Regions from separate parts of the Mus musculus genome. Here regions 1, 2 and 4 are each linked to region 3. Evidence: chromatin loops called from intact Hi-C (ENCODE). Cell type or tissue: left cerebral cortex. All regions are shown on one strand. Links, peaks and the distances in the headings refer to the core of each region. The heading gives the core; the rest is flanking DNA. Region 1 overlaps Stam2 (signal transducing adaptor molecule (SH3 domain and ITAM motif) 2). Region 2 overlaps Stam2 (signal transducing adaptor molecule (SH3 domain and ITAM motif) 2). Region 3 overlaps Cacnb4 (calcium channel, voltage-dependent, beta 4 subunit). Region 4 holds the start of Stam2 (signal transducing adaptor molecule (SH3 domain and ITAM motif) 2).

Region 1 (5,599 bases), core at 136-5,135, 78 kb after region 3:
TTCAATTTGTCCACCGTTGCTACAGAAACAAAATAAGTTTTAGGTTTTCAACATTACAATTTAGTCATTAAATTTCTAAGTGGTCTATTATTATCCATAGGAGAAAAGTAGAAGCTCCCTAGTCGCCACACTTCATAATCAATATATTACACACAGTCGTTCATTTACGCCACCATATCTACTCAGCACGCACAGTGTGCCAAACCTCCTTCCCTCTGGTGCTTAGATTCGTGCAGGGAGTGAACAGAATCTTCTGGGGTTGGTGGACCCCACAGTCAAGTGGGACAGAGCAGTATCCACGGGCTCTGTCACTACAGCTACTTTCATGAAAACTGTTACTGCTGAGATGAGTAAATATACAAGCGAATAGATGTTTATGACTAAGCCAGTTTCTCTTATAACAGTGTTCCATCTATACTCTGACCTATATTTATAAATAAAAAAAAAAAACTCAACCTGTATTTCCTATTTGAACAAAATATAGACCCAACTCAATCTAACTCTGAGAGTTAAAATAGTATAAATTACAACAAAAAAGTATTTCATAAAGAGAATGTTTTAAAATAATTTATAAATACGCATATCTGAAAACTACTTAGTACAAGTTCCCTGGAACACTGTTAGAATGTACCTAATTTTAACTAAATTTTGATGGAAACAAAATTACTATAAAAAACAATGTATCTAAAGGACTATTTGGCTAACTTTGAATTAATTACATGTAAAGAAAGCTCAACAAGACACAGAGATACAGTTAGAGTCAAGACACCTTTCATGCAGAGCATGGTGGCACATACCTTTAATTTCAGCACTGAGAGGCACAAGCAGTTGGATCTCTGTGAGTTCAAGGCCAGCCTGATCTACAAAGAGAATCCAGGACAGCTAGGACTCTGTTACACAGAGAAACTGTCCCAAAAAACAAAACATAAAGAGTACCTTTTACCATTTAAAATGTTACTGAAGAGAGGCTGGCATCTAACCTAGGGCACTGCACAGGCTAGGAAATCATTTTACTAGACTATAGGCCAGTCTCTTCCAACTATGCTAAGAGGAAAATCACTGAATAGGATGTTTTCTATGTTTTGTAAAGTTATCTGAAAAGTTCCCAAGGTTCCTATCAACTAAGAAAGCCAAAGTAGATTGTTTTTTGTTGTTGTTGTTTTGGGTTTTGTTTGTTTGTTTGTTTTTTTGGTCCTTGCTGGCCAGAAACTCACTGTGTGAGTCAGGAACTCAGACATCTGCCTGCCTCTGCCTCCCAAGGGCTGGGATTAAAGGTGTGTGCTGCCACGCCCAGTCCCACCTACTCTCAGAAGTCAATAATAAACTCAAAGGAAGATAACTTCAGTAGACTGGAGCTTCTTTGGGAAACTAAAGCCTTTGCTACGTTACCTGTCTCAACCTCTGTGCTTAAGTCAGTCGTTACAAAGTTGGAGGGGAAGAGTCCTGTTCCTCTGTGATTTTCTCCTTGCCACCAGTTGGCGTCACTGAAAACAGCATGAGAAAGGTCATTTGTTATCCTCCATCCTGTCGACAGAAAACTGAACACAGCTACTGGACTTTCCCAGTTGTTCCCATCCAGCTATACATAAGAATTGTTTTCCTTGGCCAGACACAGTGGGATAGACCTGTAATCCTAACACTGGAAAGCCAGAAATGCTTTTTTCTTAAATTAATATATTTATAATTAAATCAGTGAAAAGATAGTCAAAGAAAATCTATATCCTCATACCTACATTTTGAAGCAATTATCAGTGACTAAACCCCAAGCCCAAATCCATCCTTCCACGCTACATCCATCCCAACTAAAGCAGCTCCCTTCCCAGCCTCCTTGCCACCTTTCACACAAGGACAACTGAACTGACACCTGTATGGAGACGTGTTACCCGGGCAGAGCGTACAGTTTCATGATGCTACTCATCTTTAAAGTTCCATCCCAAGTGCCTATGCACTTAGTCCAGTCATTTCTGTGAAGGTGAACTCCTGACAGCTCATTCCAGGTCACTCCCAGTCTCCCAACACTACAAGGACTGAAGAGTACAGAGGTGGTGGGAGATGCCCTTGGGAGGCAGAAGCAGGTGGATCTCTGAGTGGGGCCAGCCTGGTCTACAGAGTGAGCTCTAGCACAGCCAGGGCTACACAGAGAATCCCTGTCTCGGGAAAAAAACAAATAAACAAGACTGACTAGTAACCACTCTGGGTTAGAAAGCCCACAAGCAACAGCTGCTCTAGGTTGTTCAAGGCCGTGACCTGCAGGCTAGGTGTGTTCACACGTCTATAGTTCTTAGTACTTGGAAAGAACTGCACAGCCACGGGTTCAAGACCAGTCTGGAGAAAAAGGCCAAACAATGAAACTATCTCTGAAAAGGACTGAGGGATGGGGCTGGGGAAGGATGGACACACAGACAAAACTACTTGCTGCTCACATGTTTATTAGAAAGACTGGTAGCTCACACTCCTTCTTCCCCAAGGAGGATGGGGCAGTCATTTTCCCCACACTTGATAACTGCCCATACCAACATCTGATGCCAGAAAGAAGGCGAGCCAGGCGTGCTTCAGCAAGCTCATCCGCACTCTCCAGGGCCCACTAGTGCTACACTGCCTCTTCCACAGACTGACTTTTCTTTTTCTTCTTTGAGACAGTTTCTCTGTGTAACTTTGGCTGCACTGGAACTTGCTTTGTAAACCGCTTGTTCTTTTTTTTTAAAGATTTATTTATTTTTATATGAGTACATCGTAGCTGTCTTCAGACACACCAGAAGAAGGCATCAGACCCCATTACAAATGGTTGTGAGCCACCATGTGGTTGGCTGAGAAATGAATTCAAGACCACTGGAAGAGCAGTCAGTGCTCTTATCCACTGAGCCATCTCTCCAGCCCCAAACTGCTTATTCTTATCTTTGCCTGTTAGTTTTTCCTACTGGACCACAGGTATTTGTTTTTTCACTGATTTTAGTTCTTTATGTACTTAGAAAGGCAACTGTCTATCTGAACTAAGACCACCCTTGCTTTCAGGCCAATTCAGTAGTTTTTCCTCTATGCTTTATATCCTTATCTATCTTTCTCTGCCCTAAATTACTGTCTATTCCCCCCCAGAGACTTGTCTAATAATTCAGATTTTCTTTTTTGTCCGTCTCCCACATTTAGGTCACTAAATCATGTGGAACCCAACTGTTCGTGCTGTGTGAAATAAACTTCATTTTATTATATAAAGAGCTAATCAATGCAGCAAAAATTACTAAAAGTTCACTAAAGGATGCTCCTAGCCTCACAGACTTGATTTAATTGTGCAGGGGGGGTGGAGGCGGTGCCCAGGGATCCCTGAGGAAAAGGGGGGAGGAGGGGATAGGGGTAAGGACTGTGGGAGAGGGTGACCAGGAAATGGGCAGTGAGCAGGATTTAAAGTGATTAAGTAAAAAATAAATTAAAAAACAAACAAACAAAAAACAAGCCTAATGCCTGCCCCCCTAACTGCTATAGCAAGCTGTGTCTGTTCTGAGCCTCTCAGTGTCTCACTCTATTCCAACAGCCTAGAGGAACCAGGCTGTAGTTGTGTTCTCTGTGGAGTCTATTACTTGCAGCCAATCACACTCCAGAAGTCTGCAACTCCTAAGTTTTAGATAGCATGTCATCTGTCTAGGAAGTAAATCCTATGTGCAATACATCCATGAAGAGTCTGCACCCCTCATGCTGGCGTCTGCGCCCCTCATGCTGGATGGTTATTTTACTTTCTGGGCACTAGCACATCTCCAAAATTTTTTCAAATTCTTTGGGAAAAAAAATTTCAAAAGGAGTTTAATTGGAAATGCAGTTAATTTATGTGATATGAGAAAACCTAAATCTTTACAGTATTAAGGTTTATCACTCTATTTGTATGTTTATAAATATAATGTATACTTATATCTCTTAACTTTCCAAGAATTTCATAGATTCTCCATGAAGGCCTTGCATACCTTTGCAGGTTATTCATTATTAGATGACGTTATGCACTTTATTTGCATGTAGGTATATGTGCTTAAGTGTGCATATATGCACCACATGCACACAGGCGCCGAGGAGGTCACAAGAGGCACTGCACACTCTGGAACTGGAGTCACAGATGGCTGTGTGCTACCACGTTGATCCAGTGAGCCGAGTCCAGGCTCTCTGAGTCCTCATAACTGCTGAGGAGTTCCCGTGACTACTGTGAATGACATCTTTCCTACTTCTCATCTTCTAAACATGCCACTGAGTTTATATCTAATAACCCCAACTCAAACTTAGCTGTTTGCCAGTATCATTGATTCTCTTGGACTTTCCAAATGAACAGTCATAGTTATCTGGGAAGAACCCTTTTATCTACTTCCTAGAAATCTCATGTGACAAACTGACTCAAAGGATGCGTTTGATTTTCTTCTTCTTTTCCTTTTCTTTTCTGTAGGACTAGGAAGTATATCGAAAGCGTTTTCATGCTAGGTTCAAACTCTCAACACGGAGCTGTCCACTAAGGAAGACTCCTAGGGTTAATTATACAGCTATCTCTGTGACTCTGAGGCATTTCATTCAGTGAGCTCCACAAAGATAAAAAAAGAGCTCTCCATCACCTAAATTCTTAAGGTCAGAGAATGATGTATCCTAGTCCGGAGATATTCTGTATGCTAATTTCTACATAAGCAAGGACTCTCCGTGAAAACACAGCCTCCTCACTGGTGTCTGTCACACGGATGCTTGGCTGCAGCAGAGAAAGGCAGCTCATTCAGGTGACTCCTGAAGAGCGAAGCTCACTTATCAAGATGAAAAGGAAATTAGGCTGGTAGAATAAAAAAGGCATTTTCCTGCATTCCTTATGGGAAACTGAGAAAATAAAATAAACAAAAACCAACCTTTTGTATTTTAAGATTTAAAAAAGAAGATCCAGTTTCTCCCATCTAGTTTTAGGTCTTGGGTTGAACTCAGTTAAAACCACTTCCCAAGTCTGACGACCTGAGTTTGACCCCAGGGCCCAATGGTGGAAGGGAAGAACTGCAAGTTGTCCTCCAGCCATCACACATGTGTGCCCGCCCTCCCCATTAATAAATGCGTTTAGGTCTCAGAACCAAGGAAAACTTGAGCCTTTCTCTTCAGCTATAAGCTCTAACCAGAACAGCTCCCCGATGACTGCTGGAATGACAGTGGCAAAAGGAAAGCAATGCCCTTGATGGGTAAGAACATCCCATAAGAAAACTATGGCTACCACAGGCAAAGAAGCAACGAACTCAGTCATTTCCTTAAAGCCTCTTTCTCACTTTTTAATCAACCCTTCTGTTCAGTGCTTAGAATCCTTTCAGTTTCTTACAATTTTTTTTTCAAAGTCAACTCAAGGGGTTAGGGACATAACTCAGAGTCAAAGCACTGCCCTGAATGTACAAGGCCTGAATTCAGTCATTAGCATGGAACAAAAACCACTCCATCAAGATTCATCAGAAATGAAGCAGCCCCGGGCCAAGCCTCCCAGACCACATGTCTATGCCAAGTGTGAACTGGTTCTCCAGGGCCCGAGACAGCCGCTCTCATGGTATCATCAAGCTCTGCCTTGCATGTCACTGTCTACACAGTCATTTTAACTCTCCTACTTAAGTTTCAC
Region 2 (5,599 bases), core at 172-5,171, 98 kb after region 3:
CAGCCACTTTTCTACTGCAAAGTCCACAACAAACAGCATGGTCAAGCCTATCACAGTAATACCCTAGCCACTGGTACCAACTTGGTCTTGGTCACTGTTTTACTGCTACAAAGAGACACCATGGCCAAGGCAATGCTTATGAAAGCATTTAACTGGGGGCTTGCTTGGTTTCAGAGGGTTAGTCCATTATCACAGTGGGAAGCATGGTAGCATGCAGGCAGGTACCGGAGCAGAACTGAGGGAAGAGTAGGGGGCTTCTGGCATGGGCTTATTTATTTATTTGTTTATTTATTTGCTGGTTTGTTTGTTGGTTGGTTTTTTAGACAGGACTTCACGTTGAAGCCTTGGTTGTCCAAGAACTCACTCTGTAGACCAGGCTGGCCTCTAACCTCAAACTCACAGAGACCTGTCTGCCTCTCAAGTGCTGGGATTAAAGGTAGTCACCACTACCTGACTACTGCTAGCTGGACTTTTGAAACCAGTGACTTCCTCCAACAAGGCCACACCTCCAAATCCTTCTAATCCTTCTCAAGTAGAGCTACTCCCTAATGACTAAGCATAGCCTATGGGGGCCACACTTATTCACACCTCCATACATGGAGACACTGATTCAATACGTCAGACTGAACAAAGAAAGAAATATCTATCACTACCTTTGGACCGGATCAGAGTAATGTTAGTGCATTTTGTGTTCCCCTGCACAATAACTAAGGTGTTAGGTTAACTAATAAAAACCAGAATCTTGTATCTCACACTCTCAGAGGCTGGGAACTCAAAGTCCAAGGTGTGGGCATGTGAAAAGCACCTTCTTGTTGCTTCTTTGTTTGGCAGAAGGTGGAAGCCCACGAGAGCAAATCCATCGTGATGTCTAATGTCAATGTATGTATTTATCTGTGTGTATGTGAGATACATACATACATACATACATACATACATAGACAAGACAGACTGACAGGCAGGCAGACAGACAAGACAGGGAGAAAGAGGGGGTGGCAGCCATGTAACAGCTTTCAGTCAATTCTGGAATCCCACTTTGCTGAGCAGGTCTCTCTTGTATTTGCTGCTGCACGGCATACTCCAGACTACAGGCCCGTAAGCCACTGAACCTTTAAAGCGTTTTCCTTTTGTTATGTGTGTGCATGATGCATGAACTACAGTGCATACATGGAGATCAGAGGTCAACTCTGAGAAACTGGTTTTCTCTAGCCACCATTACACAGTCCCGGGACCAACCTCAGGTTGAGAAGCTTGCACAGCAAGCACAAGCACCAATGAGCCGTAGCAGCTCCATATCAGGCTCTGGAAGTTATTTTAAAGATATATTTTATGTGTATGTTGCCTTCATATATGTGTTATGTGTAACCACATGCATGTATGGTATCCATAGAGGTCCAAAGAAGGCAATGGATCCTCTGGAACTGGACTAGAGCAGCTGTGAGCTGCCAAATTGATGCTGGAAACTGAACCTGGATCCTCAGAAAAAGTAGTAAATTCTCTTAATGGCTGAACCATCGCTCCAGCCCCAGGGCTTTTAAAAATAAAAACTAGCATTAATTCTCTCAGGCAGTGGAGCCCCTAACGAGATAAATACTTCCCTAAGGGCCCACCTTTCAATGTTGTTACACTGGAGATTATAAAATTAAAGGGAACATTTAGCCACTGCAATCTTGAACCAAAAACATAAGCTTCCTATGTGTTAATAAAATCAACAATCTTTATCTTAAATTTTTAAGGAAAAAGAAAATGCAAATAAATCATTTCCAAAGCAGAAACAAATTGGAAAGTTGACAGATGAAGAGGCCACAGCTGACGACCTCCACTAAGAACGCAGGTCCTTGCCTCACAAACAGCTCACTATAATTATCTGAAATAGTAAGACAAATGTATCTTCCTGATTTATGAATAAATGGTGTATGCTTGTGCTAGTGATTATTTAGTATTATTAAGTTTCCAGACTACATGACTCTTTCTCTCTCTCTCTCTTTTTTTAATGAGGTAGCTTAGGGCAAGCTTCTCTGCTTCCACCTCCAATGTGCTAATTTGACAGGCATGTGCCACCATGTTTCATTTATGCAGTGTTGGGGATCAAACCCAGGGCTTTGTTCACACCAGAAAAGACAAAAAAAAAAAAAAAAAAAAAACCACTCTCCACCTTGATTTACATCTCCATCCCTAAACCACACAGCTCTTACATAGGTAATTCAGGAGCTGGAGAGATGGCCTAGTGGTGAAGGGCTTGCTGCTCTTCAGAGGGCCCACGTTGGTTCCCAGAACCCATGCCAGTGGACTCACTGTGGCACACAACCACAGCTGCTAGGGGGAGGGAAGATCTGACAGCACTCCTGCCTCTGAAAGCATATACCCACCTGGAATTTACATGCATGCATTCACACACACATACAATTAAAACATATCTTTTTTTAAAAGCTAAATTAAAAACAAAAAAACTGCACTGTGCATCCACAAGATGAAGCGGTACATATAGCAGAGCTCCGACCAGATGGTGACGATTCAGGAACAGCTTCCCAGCATTTTGTATATGCGAAATCACTCACTCCTCAGCCAAAGAACATCTCCACTCTGTGAACGGAGAAACTGAGACACAAAAAAGCAACCAGCATGGGTTATACAGCAAAACATTTCTGTATGGTGGTGTACTCCAAGTGTAAGGTCCTGTTTGAGATAGGGTCGCTTTTAACCCTGGCTGTCCAGGAACTTGCCATGTAGGCCGGCCTGCCTCCTGCCTTCAAAGTGCTAGCTAGGATTCTCCATATGCACCCCCATGCCTGGTTCTGAAGCACTAACATTAAACTGACTTCTGCACACAACTTAGTGTTCAAAATTGCCAAGTAGGTTCTTCCCAAGTTATTTTTCAACTTTTCTACACATAACATCCTAGAAATGCAGGATAGGACAAATCCTACAACACAGAATTGAGCAAAACACCATGATTAACTCCACTCGTTCAGCACATTGACTACAGTATTCTCGACACTGGGCAGATGGCTCAGTGGGTAGTCACACACTCAAGCAATGTGCTCACATGCACTCCCATGCACATGCATGCACACACACACATGACCTAAATTCAGATATGTAGCACCCACATAGACTGCTGGGTGCTGGGGAAGTAGACGCAGAAAGATCCCTGGGGCTTGCTGACCTAGCCTTATCTGTTAGCTCCATGTTCATTAAGAACCTCTACCTCAAAAATCCAGATGGAGAACGACTTAGGAGGACACTCGATTGGCCTGTAGCTCCCACACTCGTGTGCTGGTCTGGACGAATAGCTGCACGTGTGTGTGTGTGTGTGTGTGTGTGTGTGTGTGTGTGTGTGTGACACACTCCTCAGGTCTTGCTCTGCTGCTCTTCCCTTCACGTGTCACATTATCGCCTTTTTTTTTTTTTTTTACAAAAGACAAGTTCTCATTGTTGGGAGCAGACAAAAGAAACTTGTCTTAAGTGCTGCCATTTTGACCTCAGACTCCATTTTACCTAAGCTGACCAGCCTCCCGTCTAAGCAACAGTAGTTACCCAAAATATAATGATTGTTCCTAGCGACAGGAAGAACAAATGAATTTGATTGGCTGGGCAAATCAGATCAAGTCAATGTCAGCTGATGATGATGCTTGGGAAAGTCCCTAACCCCAGAGTTCTGACAGGGAAAGATTATAACTGTAACCGGGCCCGGGTGCTCGAGGTCTGTGTGCTTAGAAACCTACTGCAGCCCCTACTCAAGGCTGCCAGAGGAATCAGGCTCCAGGGTCCTTGTCTGGTGGCCCTGATGGATCAGCAACTCTGCTATGTGCTGGGAACAGTAACAGATTTTGCTATCTTGAGAGCCCACTGGTGTACTCTCTCCTCCTCCCCGTGGTGCACAACAGACAAGGTGTAACACTCATTATACAAGCCTAACTGACCTGGAACTCACTTTACAGAAGAGGCTAGCCTTCTGCCTCCTGAGTCCAGGCATGAAAGGCATCCATCCTCTTCCATCCAGTGACCAACATTTTTTTCAAGAGACTAAGGAGTTTGGCAGATAGAAGAAAAATTGGCGGAAATCAAAATGATTTGCTTGCTTTTTATTACTTTAAATCACTTTCCGAAAGGGCAAAGACAAAAGGGAACCCAGAGGCAGATCTCACATTCCTGAAAATTCACTGTCAGCTGGCCAATTCTGCCAGAATGCTCTCTGTAATACTCTTGGGTGAGGAAACAAACATGCTCATTTCTACATCCAGCCCCCAGGAGGCAGGAACATCAAGAGTTTAGGGCTAGTCTCAAGCACACAGCAGAACAACCCTGAGACACTCAAGAAACCAAATAAACGGCAGGGGGATGGTTTGTTGGTAAAGTGCTTGCCATACAAGACTAAGTCACTAAGTCCTCAGCACCCACACAGAAGCCGAGTGCATCGCTGGTGCGGCAGCACGGAGAACAGCCAGGCCTTGCTAGCCAGCATTGCCCAGTCAAGGCATTCTACATACAGTCCAAGACTCCATTTCAAAAAATAAGGTGGCAAAGGAGAGTTGAGGTTACTTAACATTAACCCCTAGCTTCCAAACACATGGGCAGATGTGTGTGTGAGCACACAAGTACACACAAAATAAGCAAAAATTATAATCAACTTCAAGGATAAATAAAACAATGAGATGGTACTTGAACAGCTAAGATAACAAAACCCACACCATTGGGCTGTAACAAATTTCTGACATGAAACCAATATTAATGAGCTTAAATTAAGTAAATGCACACTTTAGAATATCAATAAATTGCAGGGGCAAAGGACTGTGCCCTGTGTCCTGTCACAATGACCTTCATTTCCTATAATAAAAATGAACATTTATTAGTTATTAGGCAATATTTATGAGTTAATCAAATAGTAATTTTAGAAAAAATAGTCAGGGCTGAAGAAAGATGAAGACCTGTGTATGGATGCTCAGTGCCTACAAGATTAGGGTATGGCCACATTTGCACCTGTAATGTCGAGGTAGAGGGACAAGAAGAGCCCTGGGGTCTGTTGGCCACCAGCCAGTTCCAGTGGAGACCACCCAAGGGAATAAGGAAGAGAACAGGACACCTGATGTGCCTACCTGAGCTCGGGCATGTATGCTTGGACACACCCATGCACTCACTTGCTCCTGCCACCCCCCTTCACTTTAAGTTTTCAGATATGACTAGTATTTCTAATATTCCGGGTTTCATAAGGGTTGCACTAACACGTCTCAGGACAGACGAAGGTTTTCAGAAGAAGCCTCTCCACTAAATTTTCACACGCACTTACACTCACTGTGGGAGGGGCATACAAGTACCACAGTAGGTCTGTACTTGTCACAGGACAACTTGAGGGAGTTGGCTCTCGACTTCCACCAGGTAGTTTCCAGGAATGTAACTTAGGTTATCAGGCTTGATGGCAAACACCTTTATGGGCTGAGCCACCTCGCTGGTTCTGTAGTCTCCTTATTCAATATATCTTGAATAATTCTGGAGGGGTCATATTATCTTGCTGTATTTTGGCCTGGGGCTAACTCTGACTCATGGGTTGACTTCTTAAGCCTTCTTAAGCATGTGTCACTAACTCATTTAAACATTCTACTGA
Region 3 (5,599 bases), core at 299-5,298:
TTAAATTGTGGGAGTTTTTCAGTTTTTGTTTTTCTGTCTTTGGTTGGGTATTAGTTTGGGTTTTTCAAAACTGGTTTTTCTGATTAGCCCTGGCTGTCCTGGAGCTCACTCTGTAGACCAGGCTAGACCAGAACTCAGAGATCTGCCTGCCTTTGCCTCCTAAATGCTGGGATTAAAGGTGTGCACCATCACCACCTCAGCTTTTAAATTGCTAAATTAAAACGTCTTCCTCTTTTCTTGGATAGTTGATTCAATGTAGTTAATTAAAATTATAATTATATGAAAAAATCATAATAAATGCTGACATCAAAATATAGTGGGCTGGCAATGTAGCCCAGTGGTACAGCACTGCCTAGCATGCCTAGGTTGGTCCCCAGCACTACAGAACTAGGCAAAAATGTCTGCCTTTGAACCATGTGTGATAGCTAAGATTGTGTCACATCAAAGAAGACAGGGAAAAGATATAGTCATGGAGAGGTGGGATAACCTGGGGTGGGTGGATCAGAAGGAAGAGCTGAAGCCAAAGGAAGCGGTCCCAGTGCATGAAACTAAATACAGAAGTTGGTATGCGTGCAAGCCTGGGGATGGGGTAGCATTTGCTAGCGTTTGCTAGCTTTTTTTCAGCTCACTCACAGATAGATGAGGTTTTTAATATGCTCGGGTAAGAATTGGAAATAGCTGAATGTTCATGGCATCACTGTTCGGATCAGCCAAACTAGAGAGAATCCAGATGTCCACAGGCAAGCGAAAAAGGCACAGAAATGGGGATGGAATACTATTCAGCCTTTCAAAGAAAAGAAATTCTGCTGCATTCTCCAGCACTGAGAAACTGTGAGGCCATTGCACTAAGTGAAAAAATCCAGGCATAAGAATACAAACACTGAAGCTGGGCGTGGTGGCTCACGCCTTTGATCCCAACACTTGGGAGGCAGAGGCCGGCGGATTTCTGAGTTCAAGGCCAGCCTGGTCTACAAAGTGAGTTTCAGGACAGCCGGGGCTATACAGAGAAACCATGTCTCGGAAAAAAAAAAAAAAAATAGAATACAAACACCGTTACAACTATACTCCTGGGCGGTCCCTAGAGCAGTTGAATTCACAGAAAGTAAAACAGATGTCACTGGGGTCTGCGGAGAGAAGGAGAGCATGAAGGGTCATGTCTGGGCAGCATCTATCTCCAGAGTTCTGGAGATAAAGGGATGAGGATGACTGTACAATATTGGCACATGTTCTTGGTGAACCGTACTTGACAATGGTTAAAATGGCCAAGGCAATGTTACATATATTCTACCACGATTCCCTTCAAGGCAAGGCCCAAAGAAGCCTGCGGACTGACTGGTGACTTCCCATTCCTCTCCTTTGCACTGCTCTCAATTCAGAAAACTTAACAAGCAGGGATTCATCAGACACTCCAAGATTCACTTTAGAGTTAAAACGCACACGTAAAGAACAACGGAACCAGACTGTTCCCCAGCTTTGGAACAGACTTTCAAATACAGAGGATATAAAGTTCTGGTAGATGGACTGTCGCCAGATGAGGTGGCCCTTACCTTTAATCTCAGCAGTGGGGAGGCAGAGACAGGAAGATCTCTGTAAGTTTGGAGCTAGCCTGGTCTATGTAGTAAGTTTGAGAACAGCTAGGGCTATCTAGTTCTCGAGACCATGTTTTTAAAAATAACTGTATTGAGGGCAGATTAGAAATCAACAGGTCTTGATCTTCGGTCACTGAAATAACCAATGAGAGTATCGAAACACTTTCTTCAATAACAACTGCGATTATAGCATAGAAAGAGAAATCACGTCATAAATAAATAGGATGAGCTTGAGTTCACTTTTTTAATGGACTAGAAAAGGCCACACGCAGTAGGGAGAAAGCAGAGGCTGTTTTTCCCGGTTCCTGGTTATGGAACTGCATTTCTAAGACGACAAGGGGAGCTCCATTCAGGGGAAGCTAGAATGTCCCAGAACACACAGCACCCATTTTCTCAGACGTGAGCAAAGACAGAAACAGCAGCCAGAACTGCCCCCTGGAGAAAGGTGGCGTGCTAGAAACTGGCAGGCTCCATCAGTCAGCAGGGTAAAGAGAGGTTAAATTATAAAACTGTTACAGCAAGTGCCTCTGGCCTGGAGCAATTTCACAGAACAATCACTAAGATGATAATCGCTCTCCACAATTTCTTCCCTACAGCTGTGGCTGGCTTCAACTTGACTCCTGCAAATAGGACAAATCTAAGTTGCCCTCTTAAAAATCTGCCTCTTACCTTTCAATCTCACACTCGTTTCCTTTCTCGTTTATTTCTCCTGAGACCCATGGGGTTAGACCCGTTCAATGCCGGGTGTAGGCCACTGGAGGCCCTGATTTCTGCCGTGTTAGCCCGTTCTCCTAGGCAGAGAGGCCTCTTAAAGGAGTGGGTAAGATATGTCTGCAGAGCTGCAAACGTGGAAAACAAGAAGATTCTGTCGGCTTTGCATTCAACCTTAGCTTTTTTAAAATTAAGCTAATTAACTCGGAAAACCTGGCTTACCAGCTCAGGCCTATTGCCTGAGCAAAACGGAACCAAACCGTCTCTGGGTGCTCCCACCCAATAAGGAGAAAGGGTTTTATGGCTGTCTGGGCTGCAGGTGTTGAGTTTAAAAGATATTCAGGTGGTGCAGCACTTCTACCTCTCAGGCTGACATCTCTGGGCTGGCTGAGCTCTCTGTCGTGGGAAAGCTAGCTGTGGACTCAGTAACACCTCTGCTGTGACAATCAAAGATGTCTCCAGATACTGCTACAAGTCCTCTGGGAAGCAAGACCACTCCAGATGACGATAAGTAGGTAGAGTCACTCCATCCCTCATGCACCACCATGAGAACCCAGCTGAACTCTCCAGCTGGGGGCTGACACTTCTCCAGAGGACCTGCAGGCAAGCCAGGACGAGCCACCAGTAGGTGGCGATCAAGACCCCAGTCAAAAAAATTGACAGCTTCCACTTAGATCCTAAAACACTCATCTCCCAACTCAGGACAGCAGCAGGACCGCACCTCAGCGCACCTCAGCGGCTGCCTCCTCCCTCCCCCACCCTTTTCCTGGCCTAGGAAATTCTCCAGAACAGCCAGCTCTCCGCTAGTTGGCCAATCTATAAATCAACCAATTTTACTTTATCAATCTCTGTTCTCTAATTCCTTTCGGGTACAGAGAAAACAAGATGGTAGGTTTGTGGACCAGGACCCAGTAACAACTGCTCTTTACCCCGTTCACGGTCTGGCTTACCACACAGCCATGTTCAGTCTTTCTCTCGGCTCCCAGTGGCTGCTCAGAGCCCTTCATTTCTCTTTGCTTGCTATGATAATTCTGTGACCCTCTCCCTTGCTGTCTCTTGCTCACCTTTCCCCTCTTCCTTCCTTTCCTACCTCTCCTCTTTTCTCTCTCTCTCTCTCTCTCTCTTTCTCTCTCTCTCTCCCTCTGCCACCGTCTTCATCACAGGAAGGAAGTAGGTCAGCAGGACAGTCTTCCTTTGTTACTTTGGAAAGGCTCTTGCTTGGCACAAATGGGAGATTTGTGCCTTATAGGTCCAACTTCTTGCTGAAATCTATGGAAAACAAAACAAGGTGTGTTCTGAAGCTTCTGTGTGTAGATAGAAGACTTACTCAGCAGTAATCTAAGACCCTGCTTTAGGAGATACACACACACACAACACACACACACAGAGAAAGAGAACACATTCTATTCCATATTCCACCTAGGGGACCCTCATTATGACTCTGATGGCTTGACAACAGAGCATCATGTACTAAGAGGAGGAAGCTCCAATCCGGTGATCTGTTAGTAATTAACACTAGGCCCCTGTGCAAAGACTGGCATCCAAGTGTCTTGACTGGACCTGCAGAACCACTGCCTGAGCTCTGCAGACGCATCCTAGCCAGGGTGGCAAAACTTCAGGGTGTGGCCGACTGAACGAAGGCTACAGGTTCGGTCCCATTTGTGCGAAACAAGTGCCTTTCCAAAGTAACATGCTGCGTTGAGTCTCCTAGCTGCCTGAGAGATGACCAGTTCCCTCTCGTTTGGTACCCTCCAACCTCACCCTCCCCTGGCCCTTCAGAAGCTTTAACACTGTCAGAGACAACACCTCCTCCTGGGATGGAGGGCTCTCTGGGAGCCTGGAGCTGAAAGCATCACTGATAGATTTCCTCCAAACAGCCACATCAGCACAAACCAACATGAACAAAACTAATCAGTCATCACATAAGAAGAGCCTCCCGGAAAGTGACAGGCAGATGGGATGTTAATGAAGTTCACACCGTTAGCATCCGCTAATGCTCACTGCTTTCTTAATGGGGCCAGGTCTAGTAGGAGAACTGTAGACACACTCACCTCTACAAAACAAAAGCCCTAGAATAGAACCTAATGAGAAGCTGGTGACTTGGAGGAGCTTTACCTGCCAAGCAAGGTCCTCTTCTATCCCCATCCCTGCAGCCCTGGTTTCTTTGTGACTTTTTACATCCATCTCCGGGGAGGGTGGTGGCTTTATTCAGATACAATCATCCCCATACCATTCAATCTAATCACTTAAAATAAACAGTTCGATGCTTTTAGCATATCTGCAAACTTGTGGCGCCATTATCAAAATCAATTTCGGGATATTTAGAACACAGAACCTTTTCGAAAGACTGAACAATTAGAGATGTCCCAGAGTTCCCGTGTTGAAAGCTCACTCCACAGTGTAAGGTGATGAACCTAGCACCTTTATAAGAGTAGAGGTGGATCGTCGGCATGACAACTCAGTGGGTAAGGACCCTCGCCACAAGCTGGCATCAATAGTTGCTGTGAGAATACAAGACTCATATAGACTGCAGACATATCCTTTCAATTCTCTTGTACCTGAATGTAGAATATGTTCGTTGGTGTTTTGCCTGCATGAATGTCTGTGTAAGGGTATATCAGAAGTCCCGGAACCCAGGTCCTCTGGAAGACCAGCCAGTACTCTTAACTGCTAAGCCATCTATCTCTCCAGCCTCCTCCTCTCTCATGTTACTGTCCTTTTGAAACACAAAGGGTTTTTTTTAACATTTATTTATTTATTTATTTATTCATTTATTCATTTATTTATTCATTTTAGGCTGGGGTTAGTACCCAAGGCCTTGTGACTGGTAGGCATGTATGGTTATGCCTGAGCTACACTCCAACCCAACTTTTTAATTTCGATAAAATCTAAATTACTTATATTTTCTTTGGTTACTTGTGCGTTGGTGTCATATCTTAAGCCCAGATTCTTTTAAATAACCTTCTCTAGGCCTGTTTGCCAGCCACCATTTCTTTTATCCTGACACAGCAGGGCCTCCCCTGGCCAGACTCTTTCACTATGGAGACACAGCCCACAGGTCTAAAAGACAAAAGGCCTTTCACACACCCCCCACTGAGTCCCGCTGATCTCTGATTACCACTTTGGCTATTAGGCTCCTAAGCCTAAGTGTTTTCTCCAGCTTCCGGAGGCTGTCAGGATTATTAATCAATCTTTGAACTAACTCTGAAGAAGTCTAGGAAAGAAGGTGCTCTCCCCCCTCTGGTTCTGAGAGAAGATAGCTAAGAAGAAACCGCACCCTTGATATTCTCTGACCTTGA
Region 4 (5,599 bases), core at 421-5,420, 110 kb after region 3:
AAAGATTCTGGGAGTTTTCCTTCTCATCCTCCGCGCCTGGCTCTCGCAGCACCTTCAAAACAGTCAATAAATACGAAAACTGCAACCACCAGGGCTTAGATGTGTGCTTACGGGAGCGATGCGAATTAAACCTGGTAAGTCTTAGGTCTCTAGTTCAAGACTGCCCTCGGCAGCAAAAAGGGTGTCCAGTACTGCACTTTTTTTTTCCCAAAGGGACGGGTGTTAACGAGCTCGGGAGAAAGCAGGAAGTTTGTATCAGCAACTTAAGCCTCGTACGAACAAGGCTTTTCCCCCACTCCTGCTCTGGGTGACTGGAACAACCCTTCTCGGTATCCCAATCTCGGACAGGCAGGAGTCGGGCGAGCCAGAGACGCACCGAGGCTGCCCCCCGCCGTCGAGAGCGGCGCCGCCCCTTCGCTCTCCGCCGGGGTTTCCAGGCACCCAGGCCGCCGCCCACTTTCGCCTTGCACACAGCGCGCCGGGCACCGCACTCACCCACATCTTGCTCGAACGGGTTGGCAGTGAACAGAGGCATCACGCCGGCAACCCGAGCTGAATCCCGACGCTCTGGCGGGACTCCGACTGCCCCAGCTGGGCGACCCGCCGCGGCTTCCTAGACGGCTTGGCCCAGCGGTGCCTTCACTTCCGCCGCCGTGCCTGCCCTGCGCGCGCCTGCCTGTCCGGCGCCCGGCCGCCGCGGCTCCAGCCCCACCGGTGGGGCCGCACGACGCTTGGCTGAGCTCTAACACCCTGTAGTGGCCTCTCTGCTGTCCCAAAGACGTGGCAGCCCCCGATCCGACGCCTGATCAGACACGGCAGCCGCCACAGTCACCTTTCCGCAGTGAGGACCCGAGAGAGCCACGGGGCCCAGGGGAGGGGCTTCAGGGCCGGAAGTTGTGGTAGCTGGAGATGCCAGAGGCCGCCGAGCTTGCAGATCCTGAGTGGCGAGGCGGGGTGCGTGGCTCGGGAATGTCGTTTCCTTCGCCCCAGGTTGTGACAGCAGCTCTTCTCGAACCCGAGTACTTCCTGGGTACCAGGTCAGGTCTTGCTACTCGGACCCCGCGCCCGCATCGCGTCTGGTTGCTATGGAAACAGCTGTCGCCTTATGAGAGGCGCTGAGAATTGCCGCCTGGGTTGTAGATGCTCATGGGATCCCGCGGTTAACCAAGCCGAAATAGTCACCCTGGAAAGCGGCTGTGGAGAGACTCTTTGCTTCTCATTTCTCCTGCATGAAAACAGAGCTTGGACCATGGAATATAAAGACGAGTGAAGGGACTGGAGAGGTGGCTCAGCAATTAAGAGCGCTTGCTGCTGAGGTTTTCGTACCTTCGCGGAGGCAGGGGTTACAGCAGTCTGTAATGCCTAGTTCCTGGGAACCCGACACCCTCTTCTGGCTTCCGTAGGCATCTACACTCACCGTCCTATACCCACATGCAGACACGTAAAATTAAAAATCTAATGCCTGGCGTTGTGGCCCACGCCATTAATCCCAGCACGTGGTAGGCAGAGGTAGGCGGATCGCTGAGTCATGTTCAAAGATGAGTGAAGTGCACTCAAGCATTATAGTGCAAAAACATTTATAATGACTTAGTTATGTATAAGAGTCATAAATCCGGGTTCCCACCAGATCCAGCCAGGCATTTAAATAAGTATAAGTGTGCAAACACTCTTCCTGCAATACGTTGCCCTGTACGTCTTCACCCTGCTTCGTATCTGTTCATATCATTTATCACTCTCTATAGTACAGATAATTGTAGTATCCTTATTCATTAGACTATAAATTCCATGAGTTTTGTTCACAGTGTGAACGCAGGATCTAAAAAACAGTATCTGGTAAGAAAGTGCACGGTAAGTACTTTTAGAATGTGGCCATGGCTTTTGAATGGAAAAGCACACATCTAAAGCTGGCACCTTGAGCCGACGAAATCACTTGGCTGTAAAAGCCCTTCTAGCCCAAGCCTGAAGAGTGATGTTCAGCACCCAGAAGCCAAGGCAGAAGGAACCAACTCCAGAAAGGTGTCTTCTCCCCGCCACACACACACCCTTCGGCAGTATCCCGAGCACGGACCCTCCAACTCACACATATCATAAACACACATAATTTAAAAGATCTTTATAACCAGGCATGGTGGTACAGGCGGGTGGATCTATATAGTTATCCACCTATATAGATTACAGGTCAGACAGGGCTGTATAGTGAGACCCGGTCTCAAGTAATTAAGTATTTTTAAACTAAAGCTGGCAGCTCTAGTCAGTTTCAGCCATTTATTGAAGCACGAGCCCTTCCTTCTAGGACTTGAAGTTTTTCAACAATTTTTTTTTAATTTTGAGAATCATTTCAGTGTTTATTTATTTATGGACTCTTCTTTCAGTTTTGAGATAGGATCTTCTGTACCCTACATATCGACATATTAAAGAAGCAGACGTTATTTTCCAACCTCTAGTGTAAGGAGATGATAATAGATTCTTCCTGTGTGAAATCATCTGAATTGAATACATTATCTACTATAAAGTTAGGTTTACAAGTGAGATGGAAACATTTGCAGGTTAATGGACTAGTTTTTTTTTTTTTTAAGCATCTTAATCTAGAGTGTTCAGAATATGTCTGGACACTTTCTAGGATTAATCCCCAGTGTTAGAATGGAAATAAGTTACCTAGAAATTTGGCAGAACCTGTTAATTTTTTTCCCTCTACTTTTTTTTTTTTAACTTTATTTAATGTATTGTTGCTCTGCTGCATATACATCCTCCTGCCAGAAGAGGGCATCAGATCCCCCTATAGATGGTTGTGAGCCACCATGTGGTTGCTGGGAACTGAACTCATGACCTCTGGAAGAGCAGCCAGTGCTCTTACCCACTGAGCCATCCCACCAGCCCAAACCTGTTAATTTTTTAATTCTAGCATATAAGACACATGGCACCCATTTAGGGATATTTTGGAATATAATCTGATATCAATCCACATGTGAATAAGGAGTCCCAAACAGTTAGGTTGCTAGCAAAGACCACATGAGATAACTTAAAAGTACTTGTATTAAAAGCAAAGAATTGAGGGATAGCCTTTGAAAATATCATTTTAGAGGATCCTTGCTCCTGCTGTTTTATGGTGAGCATGCTCAAGTATCTTTATTTACCTGCTAGCATACATACCTAGTCAGTCAGTGAGTTCACTTAATTAAGAACAGTTTCGGTAGTGATCAGGAGCAAACCCTGTGTTAGCCACAAGAGGATAGTTGAGTTTTGTTACTTCACGTATAGAAGGAATTGAGCACTTAAAAGATATGTCTGAAATAACCTGCAAATTCAGATGTGCAAAGTAATTTGACTTGTTCATTTTTATTTTTTTAAGATTTATTTATTTATTTAATGTATGTGAGTACACTGTCACTGTCTTCTGACACACCAGAAGAGGGCATCAGATCCCATTACAGATGGTAGTGAACCACCATGTGGTTGCTGGGAATTGAACTCTAGAATAGCAGTCAGTGCTGTTAACCGCTGAGCCATCTCTCCAGCCCCCTTGTTCATTTTTCTTAATGCAGTATCTTTCGTACTTATCTCCATGGTGACAGGAAATACAATCAATTTCAGATAAATCCTGTTTCAGTGTTTTTCTCTGTTACTTGGGTTTACAATCAGCAAGTTCGATACCTTTACCTTAGGCCACGTACTCATGTATGCACCAAGATCCATCTTCAGGTATGTTCTCACTCTCCCGGCACATGCTTTTTGAGTTACCCTTATTATTCCACAATAGGGACAGTGTTTTCCAGACACACCATGACAAAGTTGAGTCTACTTGTTGGTGAAGAAACACCAAAGGCAGTGTGCTAAATCTTGAAAGAGGTAGAAGCATATTGCCGTTGTCTTCTAGCTAGGTGAAATAGGTCGGTCACTTGCATTCACAACATCAAGGAAATCTGTCAGCTCAAAGACCTAAATAAAGCTTATCCATCCAGAGAGCTCCTTCTGCATTCTGCAGTCTCATTCCTCCCACATCAGGAACTGAGCTAAATGAGTTTCATCTTATTAAATGTAAGTACCCACATAGAATTAGTGACTGGTATAGTAACTTGGCAGACACACACAGGAGGAGCTGCAGTGGGCAACTGAGCTTCCTGGAGACTGCACACCGTATTCTATGCTGCGGTGGGTGAATCCTGGAAAGGCATGGCCCTGGGAGCTTAGTCAGAGGATTGCTGTTGATATGCCTTTTCATATTTGTCAGTGCTGTATTCATTATTTTTCTGATAAGATGTGATGGGACAAAGGAAGTCCCTTTCTGCCTATAGTCTGTTATAATTGATTCCTGGGCATTAGCCCACCCTATTGGGCAAACTTCCTGCAGATTAACATGAAGATGATGAACTTTAGTGAAATGATGCTGTTTAGATGAATTAATGGTTTTATAGAATTCCTAATTCGATTGAAATAATTATAAGAAGTTAAGACAGTTAATAGAAAGTTTAAATTTAGTATCAAAAGTAGAGTGTACCTCCCCCTTGTAGAAGAGTAAAGTTTGCATGAGAAGGACTACAGTGAGCTACCATACATTATAAGTGCATATATTACACTAGGAAGAAAAATAGGCTTGGAACAAATTAATGATCAAAGAAAACATACATTCAAGGTCAGGTCCAAGGATAAGGCCAGAGGTGTGCACCATGATAAAGGAAGGCCATGATAAAGGTGGGCAATTCTATTGAAAAAAAAAAAACAAACTATTGCTTTGAATGTAGGCTTAGATCTTTCAAACTCTACCTTTAATAAGGGTTCTTAAATGCTTTAACCCTCCTTCTAGCCCACCACCCACCAGAGGTATTGGAAAGGGAAGGTTAACAGAGCAAAGGAGGATGTGGACTTGTTTAGAAATGGTTCTCTGGAGCAAATCCAATCTGCATTGCCAGGATATCAGCAGTTCAGTTCACTTGAACCAGCAGAAGCAGCTCGATCCACTTACAAACACCATTCATGAATCAGCAACAGCAGGTCGAAACACAAGAAATAGCGAGGCTCCTCCAATTGGCTACAGAGTCTACGGAAATGGAAACAGCAAGAAGTTGCAAGAAGCTGCCTGAACACCACCAGAATTTTTTGATGTGTTTCTCTCTATAAAGTGACAGATGAAAGATGACCAGCAAAGAAGAGTAAGGCATACCAATACCACACAGCATCATCCACTCTTGGTTGGGTTATACTTATACCCTTTCCAAATATCACATTCTCTCAAGCATCTGCTCTAGCAAAACATCACATGTCCTTTTTCCAGGCTGCTCCCAGAAAAACACCAGCAAAGCATCCTCCCACATGTCTGCCTCAATAAAAACAGCCTCTCATAAGACAATTTCCAGAAAAAAAAAACGACATAACACAACTGAGTCTCCAAAGAAACCAGAAATTTCCACTTCATATACTGCTGGGGGCCAGCCTAGCGATTGTTCTTGTTTGGTTCTTTGCAGTGGAGGGGGAAGAGCATCAGTGGAGGGTAAGACTTGGTTTTATGAGATATTTAGGGTTGCAGTATAATAATAAAATGTTTACCTATCTAAGTCTAAGTTACTGGAGCTGACCTGCCTGAATCCCTCTGGGGCCAGAAACT

The links. Hi-C counts contacts between places; a loop is a spot of excess contacts. Peaks named below come from ENCODE experiments on the same cell type or tissue, not always from the same donor. Only the 100,000 strongest peaks of a DNase experiment are listed, where the experiment ranks them.
Region 1: a loop joins it to region 3, with 2.4 times the contacts of the local background. A loop is called at or near these places in 3 of 42 quality-filtered maps.
Region 2: a loop joins it to region 3, with 2.3 times the contacts of the local background. A loop is called at or near these places in 17 of 42 quality-filtered maps.
Region 4: a loop joins it to region 3, with 4 times the contacts of the local background. A loop is called at or near these places in 17 of 42 quality-filtered maps.

Annotation. Positions count from the first base shown.
Region 1 is chr2:52,708,207-52,713,805 of GRCm38, forward strand. It overlaps Stam2 (signal transducing adaptor molecule (SH3 domain and ITAM motif) 2), which reads right to left. Exons shown (of 14, transcript NM_019667.2): 8 at 1,390-1,484; 9 at 1-19. Among named protein-coding and RNA genes, the nearest start is that of Gm46741, 12 kb to the left of the region's middle. In left cerebral cortex, for the core only: no CTCF peak of the experiment used is centred there; DNase peaks (open chromatin) are centred at 2,740 and 4,672; H3K27ac peaks cover 207 bases.
Region 2 is chr2:52,728,572-52,734,170 of GRCm38, forward strand. All of the region lies in intron 1 of Stam2 (signal transducing adaptor molecule (SH3 domain and ITAM motif) 2), which reads right to left. Among named protein-coding and RNA genes, the nearest start is that of Stam2, 11 kb to the right of the region's middle. In left cerebral cortex, for the core only: no CTCF peak of the experiment used is centred there; a DNase peak (open chromatin) is centred at 2,475.
Region 3 is chr2:52,630,165-52,635,763 of GRCm38, forward strand. The region is part of intron 2 of Cacnb4 (calcium channel, voltage-dependent, beta 4 subunit); the gene reads right to left. Among named protein-coding and RNA genes, the nearest start is that of Cacnb4, 44 kb to the right of the region's middle. In left cerebral cortex, for the core only: a CTCF peak has its summit at 2,924 (motif pointing right); a DNase peak (open chromatin) is centred at 2,925.
Region 4 is chr2:52,741,566-52,747,164 of GRCm38, forward strand. Stam2 (signal transducing adaptor molecule (SH3 domain and ITAM motif) 2) reads right to left here and starts at 584. Exons shown (of 14, transcript NM_019667.2): 1 at 496-584. The coding sequence starts at 535. In left cerebral cortex, for the core only: CTCF peaks have their summits at 1,406 (motif pointing left), 2,755 (motif pointing right) and 3,358; DNase peaks (open chromatin) are centred at 640, 941, 1,337, 4,021 and 1 more place; H3K4me3 peaks cover 1,225 bases; H3K27ac peaks cover 949 bases.